2 separate regions of the Homo sapiens genome follow, and region 2 is linked to region 1. A link is a loop called in an ENCODE intact Hi-C map of the cell type or tissue named here. Cell type or tissue: mammary epithelial cell. All regions are shown on one strand. Each heading gives the region's core, and the rest is flanking DNA. Links, peaks and the distances in the headings are about the cores only.

Evidence for each region. Peaks named below come from ENCODE experiments on the same cell type or tissue, not always from the same donor. Only the 100,000 strongest peaks of a DNase experiment are listed, where the experiment ranks them.
Region 2: a loop joins it to region 1, with 2.6 times the contacts of the local background. A loop is called at or near these places in 16 of 110 quality-filtered maps.

What each region holds. Positions count from the first base shown.
Region 1 is chr11:92,950,863-92,960,714 of GRCh38, forward strand. No RefSeq gene overlaps it. Among named protein-coding and RNA genes, the nearest start is that of MTNR1B, 14 kb to the right of the region's middle. In mammary epithelial cell, for the core only: no CTCF peak of the experiment used is centred there; a DNase peak (open chromatin) is centred at 5,229; H3K27ac peaks cover 572 bases.
Region 2 is chr11:93,165,410-93,175,261 of GRCh38, forward strand. SLC36A4 (solute carrier family 36 member 4) reads right to left here. Exons shown (of 11, transcript NM_152313.4): 7 at 2,535-2,762; 8 at 509-607. Among named protein-coding and RNA genes, the nearest start is that of SLC36A4, 28 kb to the right of the region's middle. In mammary epithelial cell, for the core only: a CTCF peak has its summit at 4,754 (motif pointing left); no DNase peak of the experiment used is centred there.

The sequences.
Region 1 (9,852 bases), core at 3,285-8,284:
ATTGTATTATTATTGTTGTTGTTGTTGTAGAGATGGAGGTCTTGCTATGTTGCCCAGGCTGAGGAGCTCTTTTCGTAGTAATCATTGCCTCCCTCTTGGTGCCATAATGTAATGTCAGCATGGTGAGTTCTAAACAATATGTTGAAGGCATCATAATGGAACAGATTCACTGAAAAATCTCAGATGTGTTTCATGAACTTCATTTGACTCAAGGGCAATTTATTAAAATGTGCAGAATCTGGAGGAAAGAGAACTGGGATGAGAGTCAGGAGACAGATGTTTAAGACTTGTCTGTGCCTTTGACTGAATGATTTGGGCTAATCACTTGGATTTTCTGTCCTTCAGGAGGATCAATAAAAATGGAGAGACAGGCTGGGCATGGTGGCTCATGCCTGTAATCCCAGCACTTTGCATGGCCAGTGTGGAAGTATTGCTTGAGGCCAGGAGCTCAAGACCAGCCTGGGAAACATAGGGAGATCCTGTCTCAGGAATAGATAAAATAAAATATATAAATGGAGAAACATGCCAACATGGTTTTTGTGAATATTACATACGATAATACAGGTGAAAATGCTTTGAAAAAAAATTTCTTCCTCATATACATGGTGGTGATCTTGCAATATTTATGGAGAACAAATTATAATTTATCTTCTTTTATGCTGGCAACAGTTTCCTGTGTTCTGAAAACCTTCCCATGGGTATTTTACAGAAAAGCACCAGCAGCCAATAAAATGTTCCAGATTGAGCAATAAGCTTATAACATTGATAAAAGTAAATGAAATGCCTCTTGTCCATCTCTTCACTGTAGAGTCATGCAGGGCACAGCATGCTCACTTGCTTTACAGGTGTCAAATTGAAAGGAATAAGCTGAAGCAAATTTAATATAAGTAGAGAGCGTATTTGAGCCAAGCTTGAGGATTGCAGCTCAGGAACATAGATTCAAGTTGCTCTGAAATACACTTCAATCAGCAGCAGTTACATGTGGATAAGCTGTTAATTGTCTATACATTGTTCTTTGTATCACAAATTCCAAGAATATGAAGATAATGGGTAAGACAGCTAGTCAGGAACAAAATGAGTTGAAACAATTGTCCCCAGGTATATGTGCTGGGGGCATGACTGAAGTCCCATACTCATGCCTGTCTGCACCTGAAAAATTTTGCAAACCTCACATAGCTCAGATTTCTCTGAGCCATTTCTCTCTTCTCACAGGTCCTTCCTCCTCTCCCCATTTCCAACTTTTCCTCTGTCCTCCTCCCCTTCTTCGCCTGAAGAAGAGGGGAAGTATAATTCGTTATAAAACAGATAATGCTTAAAGATAGAAAGGAAATAGCAAAAAAAGACACTGCCATACTATGTTGTTTAAACTAAAAATTGATATAGTCCTTTAAGAGCACCAAATGGCTGTATGTATCAAAATTTAAATGTTTATATTCTTTGACCAACCCACCCCATGAGCAAAGTCCACTTCCAGGAATTATTTCTACAGAAATTACTAACATATATGTGTATTATACATAAAGATAGATGATCAACACAATGCTGTTTGAAATATTGCAAAATAGCAAAGAATATAAATACCATGGGGTGTTTATTATGGTACACTAATACTATGCAGCCTTCAAAAGAATTCAGTATATATATATATACTGGCATGGGAAGAAGTCTAAGACATTATAAGCCAGAAAACAAGCTTACTCACTCATTTTACTCACTGAACATAGAAGTCAATATTTATTGGTTTATGATATATCAAGCACTGGCACAGGTGCAAGGAATATAGCAGTGAACAATTCAGGCAAAATTCCTGCCCTTATTCTAGAATGCCCTGCATTCTAATTGAAGATTAATGTTTAAAGTATAAATCATTGAGGTTAAAAAGAACAATATACATATATATTTATAAATGTATAGGAAATGATTTGAATGATATAAGGATGAATCCAACTAGGAGTCCCTGTTTTTTCTGGGCTTTCAGTGAGAAGGAAGGATGCTCTTTGTGAGAGCAAAAGCATGAGCTCAGAGACAGGGACATGGGGGTAGACGGGCACAGCCTGTGTGACCAGATCACAGGGAAATATGGTAAAAGTGTGGATCAGGCAGCTATGGACTGGTAGAAAGAGTATTGGATGATTAGCTTTCTCTTTATATACGGGTGACCCGTGAATAATATGGGAGTCGGGTACTGACCCCTATACAGTTGAAAATGTGTGTGTAACTTTTGACTTTTCAAAAATTTAATGACTAGTAGCCTACTGTTGACTGGAAGCCTCGCTGATACCAAAAACAGCTGATGAACACATATGTTGTATGCTATATGTATTACATGCTATATTCTTACAATAAAGTGAGCTAGAGAAAATAAAATGTTATTAAGAAAATCATAAAGAAGAGAAGCTGGGGGCACTGGCTCACGTCTCTAATTGCAGCACTTTGGGAAACCAAGGTGGGAGGATCACTTAAAGCCAGGAGTTAGAGACCAGCCTGGGCAACACAGGGAGACCCCATATCTACCAAAGAGAGAAAATATATTTACTATTCATTAAGTGGATATGGATCATCATAAAGGTCTTCATCCTCATTGCCTTCAGCTTGAGTAGCTGAGGAGGAGGAGGAAGAGGAGCAGTTGGTCTTGCCGTCTCAGGAGTGGCAGAGGCAGAAAGGAGTGGAGGTGGAGGGAGAGACAGGAGAGGCAGACACACTCACCATAACTTTTATTGAAAAAATCCACATATAAGTGGACCTGTGCAGTTCAAACCTGTGTTGCTCAAAGATCCATTGTACAAATACTATGTTATCATTGAAAAGATCCAATAATCCACAAAGAACTCTACAACCTCACAGCCCCATCTTATGTTAGGGTGGCATGTGCTCCAAATGTCTTGAAGAATAATGAATCTTTGGGGCCCCGAACTTAGATGCTTCCTGGAGCCAGGCGGGAATGATGCACAAGTGAATCAGCTTAGGCAGGGCTGCAGGCATAGGCCTTCCTCAGAGGGCAGCTGCCATGCCGCCCAGCCAATGGTGGCCATGCTGGGAGAGAGGCCATGGCTATCAGAGCTTCTGATGTTTAAAGAGGAGCCACATAGACTGTGGACATTTGTAAATGTTGCCTCAAAACTTTGTTTCATGCTATGTGGATCCAAAGATCACAGGTGCCAGCAGCACCTGGCCCACAGGCCTCCAGTTTGTGACCCATTAGTCTTTACTGCAGATAAAAAGAGCCCTGAGGGAATGAACACAGCAAGCTTTCCTACAGGCCTCCAGAAGTGGCTCCCGGCTGAGCGGTGCACACCCGACCACTGCTAAAATCTCTCCCTCCCAGTCTCCTGGCCCTGCCAGACCACCCGCAGGGAAGTATACTTTACCACCTACCCTGGCAGCTTTGCTGAAAGAAACAGCCCTCCTGGGAGTCAAGTGAATTCTCAAGTGAAATTCTCTACCTCATAGTTTTTAAATAATACAGAAGAATCCAGAAAAGATGCGAATAATCTAATTCACTCTGTTTGCTCCCACCCCACCCACCTCCAACCAAGTCCCTTTCCCTTTCATTAACTCCTCATTCTTAAAAATATATTTTTAATTGATATATAATAGTTGTACATATTTTGGGGGATACACATGATATTTTAATACCGGTATACAATGTGTAATGATTAAATCAGAGTAATTGGGATATCCGTCACCTCAAATAATTATCTTCTCCTTTTCATTTCCTTTTACTTTTTCTTCCTTTCTTATTTATTTATTTATTTTTTAGACAAGGTCTCACTATGTTGCCCAGGCTGAAGTGCAGTGACTATTCACAGGCGTGATCATGGTGCATTATAGCCTCAAACTCCTAATTTCAAGTGATCCTTCTGCCTCAGCCTCCAAAGTAAGAACTACAGGCACAGTCACTATGCCTGAAACATTTATCTTTTCTTTGTGTTGGGAACATTATAATTCTTCTCTTCTAGTTATTTTGAAATATACAATAAATTATTGTTAACCATCATTTCCTTATCAAATGCTAGAACTTATTCCTTCTATCTGACTGTACTTTTATACCCCTTAACCAGTTTCTTTTCATTCTTCCTTCTTTCTTTCCGGCCTCTGGTAATCACCATTCTACTCTCTACCTCCAGGAGTCCACACTTTTAGTTCCAACATATGAGTGAGAAAATGCAATATTTGTCTTTCTATGCTTGAATTACTTCACTTAACATGATGTCCTCCAGTTCCATCCATGTTGCTGCAAATGAAAGGATTTCATTCTTTTTTATGGCTGAAGAGGATTGTATCAAGCTGAAAAACTTATGTACAGCAAAGGAAACAATAAGTGAAGAGACAGCCTACAGAATGGAAGAAAATATTTGCAAACTCTTCATCTGGCAAGGGATTAATTACCAGAATTTACAAGGAGCTCAAACACCTCAATAGCAAAAACTCAAAAACAAGAACAAAACAAAATGAACAAAAACTGAAACAAGCCCAATTTTAAAATGGGCAAAAGATTTGAGTAGACATTTCTCAAAAGAAGACCTAGAAATGTCCAAGAAGTATATGAAACAATGCTCGACATTAGTAATCAGTGGTGTTGGGCATTGTTGAGCATCAGGGAAATGCAAATCAAAACCACAATGAGATATCATCTCACCCCAGTTAGAATGGCTATTATAAAAAAAGACCAAAAATAACAAATGTTAACATGGATATGGAGAAAGGGGAATGCTTATATACTGTTGGTGAGAATGTGAAGTAGTATAGCCACTATGGAAAACAGTATGGAAGTTCCTCAAAAAACTGCAAATAGAGCTACCATATGATGCAGCAATTTGATTGCTGGGTATCTATCTAAAAAAAAAGGAAATCAGTATATGGAAGAGAGATCTGCCCTCCTATATTGGTTGCAGCACTATTTACAATAGCCAAGATATGGAATCAACCTAAGTGTCCATCAACAGATGAATGAATAAAGAAAATTTGTATATAACTTCTTGTCTTAAGAGCACTGAATTCTGGCCTAAGCTCTATCACTTACCAGCTTTTTAATTTGGAGTTTTTGAGTTTCAGTTTCTTTGGCATAAAATGGGGAAATAAACCTCTGCCTCAAAGGGCCATAGAGATTATATCAAATGACATATGTGAGAGAGCTTTGCCATCTATAAGACATTATGAAATTATAAAATATGCCTATTACTCACATGGGGTCAGACTGAGGAACCAGTAAAAGTTTTCAAGCAGGTTTCAGCATGCTTTGGAAAGTCCCTGGTAGAATTTACAGTATGCTGTTGGGAGGAGAAGGCTGGCAGCAGAGAAAGCAGTCAGGGACTGTTGCAACAGTAGAGGTGAGAGGTGATAAAAGGCATTGATATTGGGGAGGGCTAGAGGTACCACTGTGAGAGAGGATGTGGAGAAGGGGGCAGCAGTTATGGCTCTGAAGGTGTAGTTCGAATGACCGGGATGATAACAAGGCCATTAACCAAAATGGGCAATTTAGCTATTTTATAATGTTTATGGAGTACTGATTATTCCTAGTAGCTGGTTTGGGGACTGGGAATAATCAGGCACTCAATGACCACTACACATTAAGTTCCCTGTTCTCATGGGGTTACATTCTGGAGGGGCATTGTGGATCTTTGCCTGCTGCTAAAATGAGATGTTTACAGTCCAATACAAGGATGAGTTGAGTCTGCATGATCTAAAATGTGTGTCAGAGCCTTGATATGTCTAGGATAGGCATCTGGAAATGTTGTAAGGATATTTTTCTTTCTTACTTTTTTATTATGAAAAATTTCAAACACATGCAAAAGTGGAACGATTAGTAAAATGAATGCCCACGCATGAATCACCCACCTTTAGTAATTACTAACTTATAGCCAATTCACCAACACGCCTACCCATTTTCATTCCCCATTGCCCTGCCCTGATTTATTCTGAAGCCGATCTCAGACATCATATCATTTTATCTATAAGTATTAAATATCTTAGCATGTATCTCTGAAAGATCAAGACTTTTTAGATACATAACCGCCATACCATTGGTCACACCTAAAAAATTAACAATACTTTTCTTTTTCTTTTCTTTTTTTTTTTTTTTGGTAGAGACCAGGTCTTGCTCTGTCACCCAGACTGGAATATAGTGGCTCAATCATAGCTCACTGCATTATCAAACTCCTGGGTTCAAGTGGTCCTCCTGCCTCAGCCTCCTGAGTAACTAAAATTACAGGTGTGCACCACCACCTGGCTATTTTTTTTATGTTTTTTTTGTAGAGATGGGGTCTTGCTATATTGCCCAGGCTGGTCTTGAACTCCTGTCCTCAAGTGATCCTCCCGTCAGCCTCCCAAAGTGCTGAGATTACAGGTGTGAGCCACCATGCCTGGCCAATAATAATTCTTTCATCTTTTTGTTGACCAAACCTAACTACTCTGAGGTTTCTGGTATTAATCTTTAAAGAGTTTAGGTATACAACTATAGCTTATAGGAATCCTCTCAACAAAGGAGAGGATCAACCCAGAACAATGTATCTGCAAGTATGTGTGCTGTTTGTACCTTGTTATAAGGGGGAACAAACAAAAAACAAGTAAAGAAATAAGTGAAGTAGATAAATGCAGTTAATACTAACTGCCAGAAGGAAAATGAAGCAGGGTGGCATGACAATGCTTAGGGTGGTGGGGGTATTATAATTCCTCTGGCCGTAACTTCATTTCTTAGGAAGGAGACAGTCAGGGCTGAGCAGGGAAGTGGATCATTTCAGAGAGGAGAGGCAACAGAAACAAAGATCCTGTTTCAGGAGGCCGGTGAGCTGGAATAAAGGGAGAAGACGGAACACTGGCAGAAGAGAAGGGCAGATCGTGCAGCCATGGGAAGGAGCCTGGAGTTTTTCTTCTAAGTGTGAAGGAAACCACTGGAGGATTCTGAGCAAAGGAGTTGTCTGGCTTATACTTTTAAAAAATATCCCTGTTGGCCTGGTGCAGTGGCTCACACCTGTAATCCCAGCACTTTGGGAGGCCGAGGGGCAGATCACCTGAGGTCAGGAGTTTGAGACCAGCCTGGCCAGCATAGTGGAACCCTGTCTCTACTAAAACTACAAAAATTAGCCTGGTGTGGTGGCGTTTACCTGTAATCCCAGCTACTCAGGAGGCTGAGGCAGGAAAATCGCTTGAACTTGGAAGGCGGAGGCTGCAGTGAGCAGAGGTTGCACCACTACACTCCAGACTGGGCAACAGAGCAAGACTCCATCAAAAAAAAAAAAAAAGCCCTGTGTTCTGCATGAAAAAGAGGTTGGAGGCAGGCAAGGCAGGAGGAAGGAGACTAATCAGAGGCTCTTGCAGTTGTCATCTTACACCCTATAGGAGAGTTGCAGCAAAATGGGAAGAAGTTGATGAATATGGGAATATTTAGAAGGAAATGAAAGAGCACCTGCAGGTTTGGGGATGGCTATGGTAAATTCATTTTTATAGCATAAGAATGAGGTACTGGTGGACTGGTTTGAGGTGTGGTGTGAGGCCATTTGACAGTGTCCACAAAAAAAGCTAGGTTGGTCCTGCTCTGTGAGCAGCATGCTGTACATTCAGGGGCCTGATCTGCAGCAGGCTGCCACTTCTGTGAGCCCACACCAATAGCACATGCCAGGCAATAATGCTGCAATGATGCCTATCCATGCCCCACTGTTTTCATAGAGGGGAGAGCCCTGCCTGCCAAGAAAAATATGCCATAGATACTGCCGGGGGGAAACAAATCCTCCTTGTGAGTGTTCAACTGGGGGAAATAAATCTTTTTAAAATTTTCTGTAGAGACAGGGTCTCCCTGTGTTGTCCAGGCTGGTCTCAAACTCCTAGCTTCAAGTGATACTTCTGTCTTGGCCTCCCAAAGACTTGGGATTTACAAGCGTGAGCCACTGTGCCCAGCTGGGAAATAAGTCTTCTTTATGAGTCTTCCAGATTTAGGATTAAATGGGCAGGACTTGAAGTGGGAAACCTGGAGGCAGATTTCGCCCCAGCTTCTTCCTTCCAAAGTCCCGATTCACTCAGAGTCTCCCTCGGTGCTGAGGAGGCAAGCAAGGAGAAAGAGCTGTGAGAGGGGACAGAGTGATGGAAGGTGATTCAGAGAGTTTTCACTCAGTGGGAAAACATTTTCATTCATTCAAAAAGCATTTTTAAGCACTTGGTGCATGTGTGGTACTACGGCAGGTGCTAATGAGATTAGAAAAGTCAAAAGAAGGTACAGCCCATCTTCAAACTGTTTTGGTCTAATTGAGGAAGAGAATATACATTAATTAGAGGCCAGGAGGGAGCCAACAATGGTAGAGAATAAAGGTGAAGTAGCCTATAGAAAGAGGCAGGTATAAATAAGAAATGAAGTTTCATCGACCCTAACTTTACCCCTTCATCTTAGCCTCAGAATTATCTTTCTCCAGGAAGCATCAGTTTTGCTGGGAAAGAAGCTATATAGTTGTTTTTTTTTGTTTGTTTGTTTTTTTTTTTTTTTTTGGACTAGTGACAATTTCCTTTTCTTTTTATTTTAATGTAAGTCCTGGGATACACGTGCAGCTATATAGTTTTAACTCCCACATTTTCTACAGCAAAACGTCTAGACAGATGGTGTGACAATGAATTCCCTTCTCCCTCATTCTTAAAATTATTTATATGAAAAGACTGACAAAGACATAAGAGTTAGATCACATTTGATTATCCAATTAGCCTATTGTGTGTTATTTTTTAACAATTTTTGTAGAGACAGGATTTCACCATGTTGCCCAGGCTGGTCTCAAATTCCTGGCCTCAAGTGATCTCCTGCCTCGGTCTCTCAAAATGCTGGGATTACAGGTGTGAGTCACTGTGCCTGGTCATCCAATTGTCTCCATTGAAAAAGGTGCTGTTAGGAATACTGGAAAATCTGCCGCAGATGTTCTCTATTCACTGTTCTCACAGAGCAGTGAATTCACTGCTCTGTCAATGCTGTTCCTTTTCCTGGACCTGATTGCCAAAACCTGACCTCTTCTCTTTGAGAAAGGAGACCCAAACTCAGTGATTTAATAGATTATAAATCAATTTGGGGCTACAGAACTGTGAATTATTCATTTCTAACACAGACTTGGCATATAACAAACTAGCTACTGAGAGTCTTCTGCCATGATTTATTGATAGAGCCCTGCTAAGATAGATAATTTTGAAATATTTCCCTTGTTTTCATGGTCACTGATGTTTCAAAAGATTTGGGACTAAGTAGGGCAAAAGGACACTGAGGTTTTCCAGGCATTGAGAAAGGGCTACTTTTCCCCAGGCCACAGCAAGGAAGAGGAAAGGAGAGGAGAGGCAAGCAGTAGAGCAAACAAACAGTGAAGCTTTCTGATTTTTTTTTTTTCCATTCATTCCAGTTCATCAGGAATTGTAGGATACCTGCCAAATATCCAGCAGCACCAGCACCATGGGAAGTACAAAAGAAGCACTCAGTAAAATGGGCTCTCGCATGCCAATGCGTACAGGGACCTGGCGGGTAAGACCAACGAACCAGTGGGTAGGAACAAGAAGCATGGAACACTCTAGGTCTCTTATTTACCTATGTTTAAAATATTTAAACTTTTCTATTTACTGTAAGGAAATAATGTAAGCATGATGATAGATAGCAATTGATTCTACTTCGTTATCAAGAACACAGTGGGGAGTGGTGGGTACTACGATGTCCTGCAGAACCAGGACCCCATCTAAGGTGGGTGGGACTGGCATCCTTTATTAGGTTCTGGCTATAGTCAGGATAGGCATACCAGATCTTCAATTTTTCAAGAGAAGCCAGACATCAATATTTTTATTTTTATGAGATCTTTATATTTCCAATTGTTGGCATCTAATGAAAATATTTAGACATTA
Region 2 (9,852 bases), core at 2,783-7,782, 210 kb after region 1:
TATATTCATAAAACTATAGGGAGAATTTACATCCAACTTTTTATATAGCAGTGATTCTGCAACTATTCTGATTACCTTCAGATAATCTCATCTATAAAATATGCTTCAGATGTGCCTGAGTATGTGGGATATAGATTTTTTTTAAACTGGCCTTGAGTTAATAATTTTTGAAGCCAGGTGATGTTTACATAGTTCATTATACTACTCTCTAAATTTTGTATAGGTTTGAAATTTTCCATAATAAAATGTTAAAAATGATCTGGCTAATTTCTTCATTTTATAGATAAATAAAAAGAGAAGTAGAGAGCCTAAGTGGTATGTCTAACATTAAGTTCTTTGTTAATGGAAGGACTAAACTATAATTCTAATCTATCACACCAAATTGGAAATCATGTAAAGAAAATTGAAATAAAAAAGAAAAATATGCAATTTTAAATACAGGTAGGCTATATAAATCATTGTGCTGAATTAAGATTTTAAAAAATAATAATAAAGACTAAATTCTTACCACTCCTATGCCTTCAAAAGCAAATACAGCAGTACCAAAAAAGAGTGGGTATTTCTTCCAACCAGCCACTATTGGAAGGTTGTGGGGATCTGGCATGTTCTAAAGAAAGGAAGAAAAAAAGAAGACCAGTTACATCTTTACTTATTCTAAATAATTAAAAAATGTAAGAAAAATCATATAATTTTGAGCTTCACAACAGCAAATGTGTTATAAAATTGAATAATTGTTTCAACAAACACTTAAAGCATCCTCTGTTAAATGTAGCCAAGCTGTTAGGATTTCACTGCCAAAAGCAATTGTTTCCCTCATGCCCATACATTCCATCTGAGCAAAATGCTCCTGATTACCTGCTTCCACCTGCAAGTCCCAGGCTGTGAACACTAGGTATGGCTCCTGCCACAACAGGAAATACATAAGCACACTCAAGGCCTAAGCTGAGAGCCATATAGTCAAGTTATCAACCACTGCTGCTGGTGCCTAGCAGAAATTCATTCTCCACTCTATTTTTATTGCTCTTTCAGTTCTCTAAGATACCTGGTTCCTGACACTGGCTTTCTACCTTATAGCTCTGCTGCTGCCCAAAACAGGTTTCCTTCTTGCTTCAGTGCTTACTATTTGATTTGATGGTTGTCATTACCCTTATTATTTGAATATATATGTCCTGACTCTGGCTTTGATTGCTTGGTCCTGACTCACAGGCTTATTCCAAATCTCACCATCCGGACAAAGTACACATTGGCTCTAAATGGCCACTTCTTCCAGATACCCCAAGTCTGGTCCCTACTCTTCTCACCATCTTACATTCTCTGCTTTGCCTGATTGGAAGCAGAATTCAAGGCCAAGTAAAAAGAATGAACAAAGCAACTGAAGTGTGAAAGCTCTAGGATAATTTGGGGAATAGAGAGATCTAGAATATCTGAAGCATAGATAGAACTGTGTGATATACTGGTGATACATGTCTAAAACCATATACTGGGTTTAGAATGAAAGGGTATTACAATGTTTGGCTCATTCAATGCTAAACTATTATTTAAGGCAAGCAGGATGCTATTTCACTTCTCCCAACAGCAGCTCACGCTGTTCCTTCTATTTTGGAAACCTCCTTTTCTGCTTAACTGACTCTTACATGTTTAGCTAAGGGGTCATGAACTCCGGAAAGCCTATATGAACTTCCTGTCTGTTTCCTCCCACTCAGTGCTATAAGAGAAACTACAACTTTTGAAAATCAAAGAGGAGGGAAATGAAACACAGATCCATAATAAGAATTTTTAATAAATTGCTAATGAAGATTTTACAACAATTACCTTGGAAATAATATATAAGATTAATTAGATCAGGAGTGACTAGAACAGGGATTCTCAACCTTTTTTGTGTCTTTGACACCTTTGCAAGATGAAAGCTATACAACTGCTCAACAGCAAAACACATACATACATACAGAAATACTAAATCTTGCAAACTATTTTAAGGGATTTGAAGAATCCCTGAATCCCATCAATAGATTATTTTATGGAAACTGGGTTAAGAATCCCCAGACTATGGACAATGAAATCAGTTGATGTTATTGCATATACTTCAGGTAAAGGGATTACAGACTAGTGTAGTGGCAGTGGACTGAAGCAGTGGCAGCAAATAAAAGTTCAGAAGTGAAAGGAAATTATGGAATTGCATATATATATATTAATGAGTACCTGGTTTCATGTTTGGCACTGTACTAAGAACACAATCCTAAGTCTCATAACTCTAATAGGGTAGGCATTACTATCTTCTGAAGCACTGTCACAAAGCCCAGAGGCGTTATTTACCAAGATTCAAGATCTGACCACAAAGCCTGTTTAATCTCTATGTCATATACTTTTCTAACTCAGCAGCATCCCCCTAAAAGAAACCAACATTTACTGATTGCACACTGTGTGCCACATATGAAGTAGGGGTCTTTGCATATCATTACTTTTACCTCCACAGTAAACAAAATTTTACTTACATAAGAAAGATAAGAACTTAGTTAAAAACTTTTTATACTTACCCTGACAACATACTGGTAAATTATCACAAGACTGACAGCCATGGAAACGTTGGCAAGGAATGAAAGTACAAATAGATTCTTTAGTTCACGAATGAAGACCAAAAGAATTATAAATGGAAGAAAGCAAAGCATATATATCCTTAGGTCAACACTTCTTCTCTCACAAGGGTTTGATGAATTGGTACTATTTGAAATAAACACTTTACTCTCCAGGAATCCTTCATGAACCTACATAGGATTACCAGGAGAATAAAGAAGGGGGAAAAACTTCCATCAACTTACAATCATAAAACACATGTACAAAGAAAATCACAACATATACACTCTACAATAAATTCCTATGATATATTTTAAAATATTTACATTTACATTTTTTCAAGATACTCTGGTTTCCTAGAAACATATGTATCAAATATAAGGATAACTGACGTAAGATAATCTTGAAAGGTAATTTCTTTTATCATACTGTAAATATAAAGTTCATTAGAAAATTATAATGATAGATTTGCTAATGTATTCTGAAGCTTTGTGACTATCATGCTCATGATACCTCCAAAGGCTCAAGTATCTCTTTTTGAGATCATCAAATTTGGAACCATGCTTGTACCTAGGATGGCCACTGAGTATTCTCCTCTAGCTTATTTTCTTCAGATAGGAAACAAGCTCCAATTATCTCTTAGAAATATAGTCAGAGCAAAATTTTAAAATTATAGCCTAACCTTAAAACTCTTATAAAGCAATTATTTATAAATTATCATCACTATCAATAAATATTTATTAAAAATCCACTACATTCATGCATGGCCATATGGTAGACAGTACATAAATTTTTGCTAGAGCAAAAACCTTCACAAGATAAATCAACCTTATATTAAAACTTATTCAGCCATTCCTATAACCCAATTTTCAGATTTCAAAACAAATATGATTTACAAATATGATTTACAGTCTCCATATATTAAAAACTATCTCTGATCCAATTAATCACATAACACTACTTACTAAAATAGAAATGAAATTATAGAGGACTTTAGAAACAGTCTTAAAAATTTATAGCAGATGCAGATAATACTATAACTAGAATACCAGTGAAAACTTATTTGCCCCAAAACAGTGTACCCTCCTTCAAACACATCAATATTGTCGAGTCTCTGGATACACACACTCTAAAAATTCTTAAGACCTTGTAATAATAATAGCTAGTGTTTTTTGAGTAATTTCTTTGTATCAGGTACTGAACTACATGCTTTATATACAACATCTCACTTAATCCTCAAAATGACTCTCTAAAGTAGATGGTAATATTAATCCCAATTTATAGTTGAGGAACCTGAGGCTTAGAGAAATATTTTTTTTAAATCTTGCGTAATATCAAGCCAGTAAGTGGTGGTTCTAGGATTCAAACCTAAGCCTGTGACTCTAGAATTAGCCTGACCAAAATACTGCAACCCAGAAAGGAGGGCCCTGCCCAAGCGGTCACCTGGCCTCCACTTTTACATATCTCTCTCTAAATGTAGTAATTAAGAGGCCAACAAATCAGAAGATTAAAACACATTTCTGAAATAACAATTTAAGTGTTTCTTCTACTTTAATCTTACATGTATAATCTACCATACACAATGTTTAGTGTCAGTATAAATGTACACATCATCTTAGACTGCAGAGAATATATCTATTAGATTTTTGCCCTATACAGGCAATTTATAACTCATACTGGACTAACAGACTCTCAAGTTGCACCATTTAAGAAATGCACAGCTCATGACTATGTTGTAACTGACCATCAAAACTTTACATTTTATTTTCTATAATTTGAAATAAAAACAAAATTGGGGATTTACATTCCTTGGTTTTTACAAACATATTTGATTGTTGATTTAACATTCTAGTAACTAAATTACTTAGAGCCAAATACTTCTTATGAAAGCAGTATCTCCAATAATTAGATTAGATAATGATCAAAGTAAAGCTCTAACAAGGATAACTGGCAAGAGAAAAGCAGTAATATAACCAATATTTTAAAGGGCTGTTTTAATTATTATTAGGTGCTTGGGAATTTAAAATTAATTCTATCACAAATATAGTATTTTAGCATTTTTGGCAGAAAAGTGGTTATAAAAATTCTGAGGATTAAAAAATAAAATAAAATAAAAATGTAGATACATACCTAGAGCAAGATTCAGGTAAACATTTGAGTCCTTTGGTGCCCTCTAGAGACAGAGATTGGCTATCTAATAGGACTTCCTACGATCTCACATGTTTACCAAAATGTAAAACACTGAAATAAACATTATAAAATAAAATTACTAAATTCAGTTGTTTCCATTTGAGCTCAAATTTACTAAAATCCACCACTTATTAACTTTTCAATGATTCTGTAATTTAACAATTAAAATTCCAACAGCAGATTATGTTCGTCAGTAAAGCCAAATGCAGAATTAAAGTTATAGTACCCTACATTTGTATCTTTTACATTTTACAAAGGCTTTCATAAACCTTTTGTCAGCTGAGCCTCACAATAAGTTTATGAGAAACAAGGGGATATTTTGTTACTATTCCCATTTTACAAATAAGGAAACTGATGCTAGACCAGGGATAAGGGGGGTTTGCCCAATGTGTGAGTTAAAACTGAGAAAGCAGAGATTTGAACTCCTATCTTCTGATTCTACAATCAATGATCTTTGATATTGCTACATTTTTTATTTGTAATACTGTATTCCTTCCCATTCTCCATGCCTACATACCACTATTTTATCTGCATGAGATTTTCTAGAGTATCTTAGAGTAAGAACAGAGAGGAACAACTGTAACCACTATGGACTAGACTTATCAGAAGCACTAGGATTCTTTATCCCCTACTGATTGTACATAAAGACTTAATGGGACCAAGAATAGTCATGTGGCAGTTACATAGCAGGTTTCTACATTTGTGTGGCAACTAAACCCTTAATTTTGGGGGTTAATAAGATACATTTCAATTTCATGTAGACTAAGGGGAGGGTAACAATCCTATGGTTTTTAACTATAACAGTAAATAGCAATTGGTAAGGTTTAATCAACTAGTGTGTCTACTATTGTATAATGCTATCAAATGTAAAAGAACACCTCTGTAGAGTGAAAATCTCTGATTGCATGCTGCTTCAGTGACCATCTCAACTACTTTCTCAAGCCTGACTGCCTTTTTTTTTTTCCATGTTACTCTTTATGATTCAAAAGGACTTTTACCTTTCTATCTACAGCAGGCATTCTCCTTACCTCCAGAGAATCACTTTTTCTACCTGATCTTCTTAGGACATGTGCAAAGTTAAACTTTTCCATTCAACCTCAGAAGCATCTGATAATATTTCATAGGAGAAAGTCACCAATTCTAAGCTTATAAGCATTTATTTTATCGACCTTATCTACTCTTTATGTCATACAAACACACTCACAACTAAAATCTGACAAGACAATGTCCCATGGGGTGATTAACAATTAACATATTGGAAGTGACAGAGATCTACGTTTCAACCTAATTCCATATGACTTAGGGCACACTACTCATGTTTTGTGAGACTGCGTTCTCATCCATAAAATGAGCATAGTACTTACTTTACAGAGTAGTTATAAACATTAAATAATGTATATCATGGTTTCTAAATATAAAATTATAAGGCATTATTAACATTATTCTTAAATTCAAATAGAGCTTGTAACTCCTTGAGAAGATAGGTATTCAAATAGATACAGTACTACCATGTTACACGACCCTAGAAAGGCATAATTTCCATCATATTATATATAAATAACTGGTAAGATGGTATGTCTTATCAGTTCTTGTTAATAAAAAGCCTCTTAATGGAGTTAGGAGTCCTAGGAATATGCAATTTGTAGAATTAAATATTTGTAAAATCAAAAGGACATCATCTATAACAAGTAATGCTAATGGAAGGACTGATGCTTTATTTTGATAAACAAAAGAATATAAACAGGACTCTAATTAACTCTAATTACTGTTACTCTTTTCTATGTCCTCTACATCTCCCATGGCTACTTGCTCTCGCTAAGACCTTTCACTCTATTCTGTAGTCACAGCACATATGAGGGAACACCTGTGTCTGATGGTTTACAGATTTTTCTGCCAGAAAATGTGTATAAGAACTTAATTATTTGCAAATATCTAGTAAAAGTTAGAAGAAATAGTTTAAAACTAGGATATTTTGAAAAAAATAATAAAATGAGGGTAGAAAGAAAAACTACAGGCTGGCTAAAACTGTCAGCAGTTACAACACTAATCTCTTGACACCATTCCCTTTTTTAAAAACATTTTATTATTTTATTTTTCCATAAATTATTGGGGTACAGGTGGTATTTAGTTACATGAGTAAGTTCTTTAGTGGTGATTTGTGAGATCCTGGTGCACCCATCAATGAAGCAGTATACACTGCACCATATTTGTTGTCTTTTATCCCTTGTCCCCTCCCACTCTTCCCCCCAAGTCCCCAAAGTCCACTGTATCATTCTTTTTTTTTTTTAATTATACTTTAAGTTTTAGGGTACATGTGCACATTGTGCAGCTTAGTTACATATTTATACATGTGCCATGCTGGTGCGCTGCACCCACTAACTCGTCATCTAGCATTAGGTATATCTCCCAATGCTATCCCTCCCCATCCCCCCACCCCACCACAGTCCCCAGAGTGTGATATTCCCCTTCCTGTGTCCATGTGATCTCATTGTTCAATTCCCACCTATGAGTGAGAATATGCGGTGTTTGGTTTTTTGTTCTTGCGATAGTTTACTGAGAATGATGATTTCCAATTTCATCCATGTCCCTACAAAGGACATGAACTCATCATTTTTTATGGCTGCATAGTATTCCATGGTGTATATGTGCCACATTTTCTTAATCCAGTCTATCATTGTTGGACATTTGGGTTGGTTCCAAGTCTTTGCTATTGTGAATAATGCTGCAATAAACATATGTGTGCATGTGTCTTTATAGCAGCATGATTTATAGTCCTTTGGGTATATACTCAGTAATGGGATGGCTGGGTCAAATGGTATTTCCAGTTCTAGATCCCTGAGGAATCGCCACACTGACTTCCACAATGGTTGAACTAGTTTACAGTCCCACCAACAGTGTAAAAGTGTTCCTATTTCTCCACATCCTCTCCAGCACCTGTTGTTTCCTGACTTTTTAATGATTGCCATTCTAACTGGTGTGAGATGGTATCTCATTGTGGTTTTGATTTGCATTTCTCTGATGGCCAGTGATGATGAGCATTTTTTCATGTGTTTTTTGGCTGCATAAATGTCTTCTTTTGAGAAGTGTCCGTTCATGTCCTTCGCCCACTTTTTGATGGGGTTGTTTGTTTTTTTCTTGTAAATTTGTTTGAGTTCATTGTAGATTCTGGATATCAGCCCTTTGTCAGATGAGTAGGTTGCGAAAATTTTCTCCCATTTTGTAGGTTGCCTGTTCACTCTGATGGTAGTTTCTTTTGCTGTGCAGAAGCTCTTTAGTTTAATTAGATCCCATTTGTCAATTTTGTCTTTTGTTGCCATTGCTTTTGGTGTTTTGGACATGAAGTCCTTGCACATGCCTATGTCCTGAACGGTAATGCCTAGGTTTTCTTCTAGGGTTTTTATGGTTTTAGGTCTAACGTTTGAATCTTTAATCCATCTTGAATTGATTTTTGTATAAGGTGTAAGGAAGGGATCCAGTTTCAGCTTTCTACATATGGCTAGCCAGTTTTCCCAGCACCATTTATTAAATAGGGAATCCTTTCCCCATTGCTTGTTTTTCTCAGGTTTGTCAAAGATCAGATAGTTGTAGGTATGCGGCATTATTTCTGAGGGCTCTGTTCTGTTCCATTGATCTATATCTCTGTTTTGGTACCAGTACCATGCTGTTTTGGTTACTGTAGCCTTGTAGTATAGTTTGAAGTCAGGTAGTGTGATGCCTCCAGCTTAGTTCTTTTGGCTTAGGATTGACTTGGCGATGCGGGCTCTTTTTTGGTTCCATATGAACTTTAAAGTAGTTTTTTCCAATTCTGTGAAGAAAGTCATTGGTAGCTTGATGGGGATGGCATTGAATCTGTAAATTACCTTGGGCAGTATAGCCATTTTCATGATATTGATTCTTCCTACCCATGAGCATGGAATGTTCTTCCATTTGTTTGTATCCTCTTTTATTTCATTGAGCAGTGGTTTGTAGTTCTCCTTGAAGAGGTCCTTCACATCCCTTGTAAGTTGGATTCCTAGGTATTTTATTCTCTTGGAAGCAATTGTGAATGGGAGTTCACTCATGATTTCGCTCTCTGTTTGTCTGTTGTTGGTGTATAAGAATGCTTGTGATTTTTGTACATTGATTTTGTATCCTGAGACTTTGCTGAAGTTGCTTATCAGCTTAAGGAGATTTTGGGCTGAGACAATGGGGTTTTCTCGATATACAGTCATGTCATCTGCAAACAGGGACAATTTGACTTCCTCTTTTCCTAATTGAATACCCTTTATTTCCTTCTCCTGCCTAATTGCCCTGGCCAGAACTTCCAACACTATGTTGAATAGGAGTGGTGAGAGAGGACATCCCTGTCTTGTGCCAGTTTTCAAAGGGAATGCTTCCAGTTTTTGCCCATTCAGTATGATGTTGGCTGTGGGTTTGTCATAGATAGCTCTTATTATTTTGAAATACGTCCCATCAATACCTAATTTATTGAGAGTTTTTAGCATGAAGGGTTGTTGAATTTTGTCAAAGGCTTTTTCTGCATCTATTGAGATAATCATGTGGTTTTTGTCTTTGGCTCTGTTTATATGCTGGATTACATTTATTGATTTGCATATATTGAACCAGCCTTGCATCCCAGGGTTGAAGCCCACTTGATCATGGTCGATAAGCTTTTTGATGTGCTGCTGGATTTGGTTTGCCAGTATTTTATGAGGATTTTTGCATCAATGTTCATCAAGGATATTGGTCTAAAATTCTCTTTTTTGGTTGTGTCTCTGCCCGGCTTTGGTATCGGAATGATGCTGGCCTCATAAAATGAGTTAGGGAGGATTCCCTCTTTTTCTATTGATTGGAATACTTTCAGAAGGAATGGTACCAGTTCCTCCTTGTACCTCTGGTAGAATTCGGCTGTGAATCCATCTGGTCCTGGACTCTTTTTGGTTGGTAAACTATTGATTATTGCTACAATTTCAGCTCCTGTTATTGGTCTATTCAGAGATTCAACTTCTTCCTGGTTTAGTCTTGGGAGAGTGTATGTGTCGAGGAATTTATCCATTTCTTCTAGATTTTCTAGTTTATTTGCGTAGAGGTGTTTGTAGTATTCTCTGATGG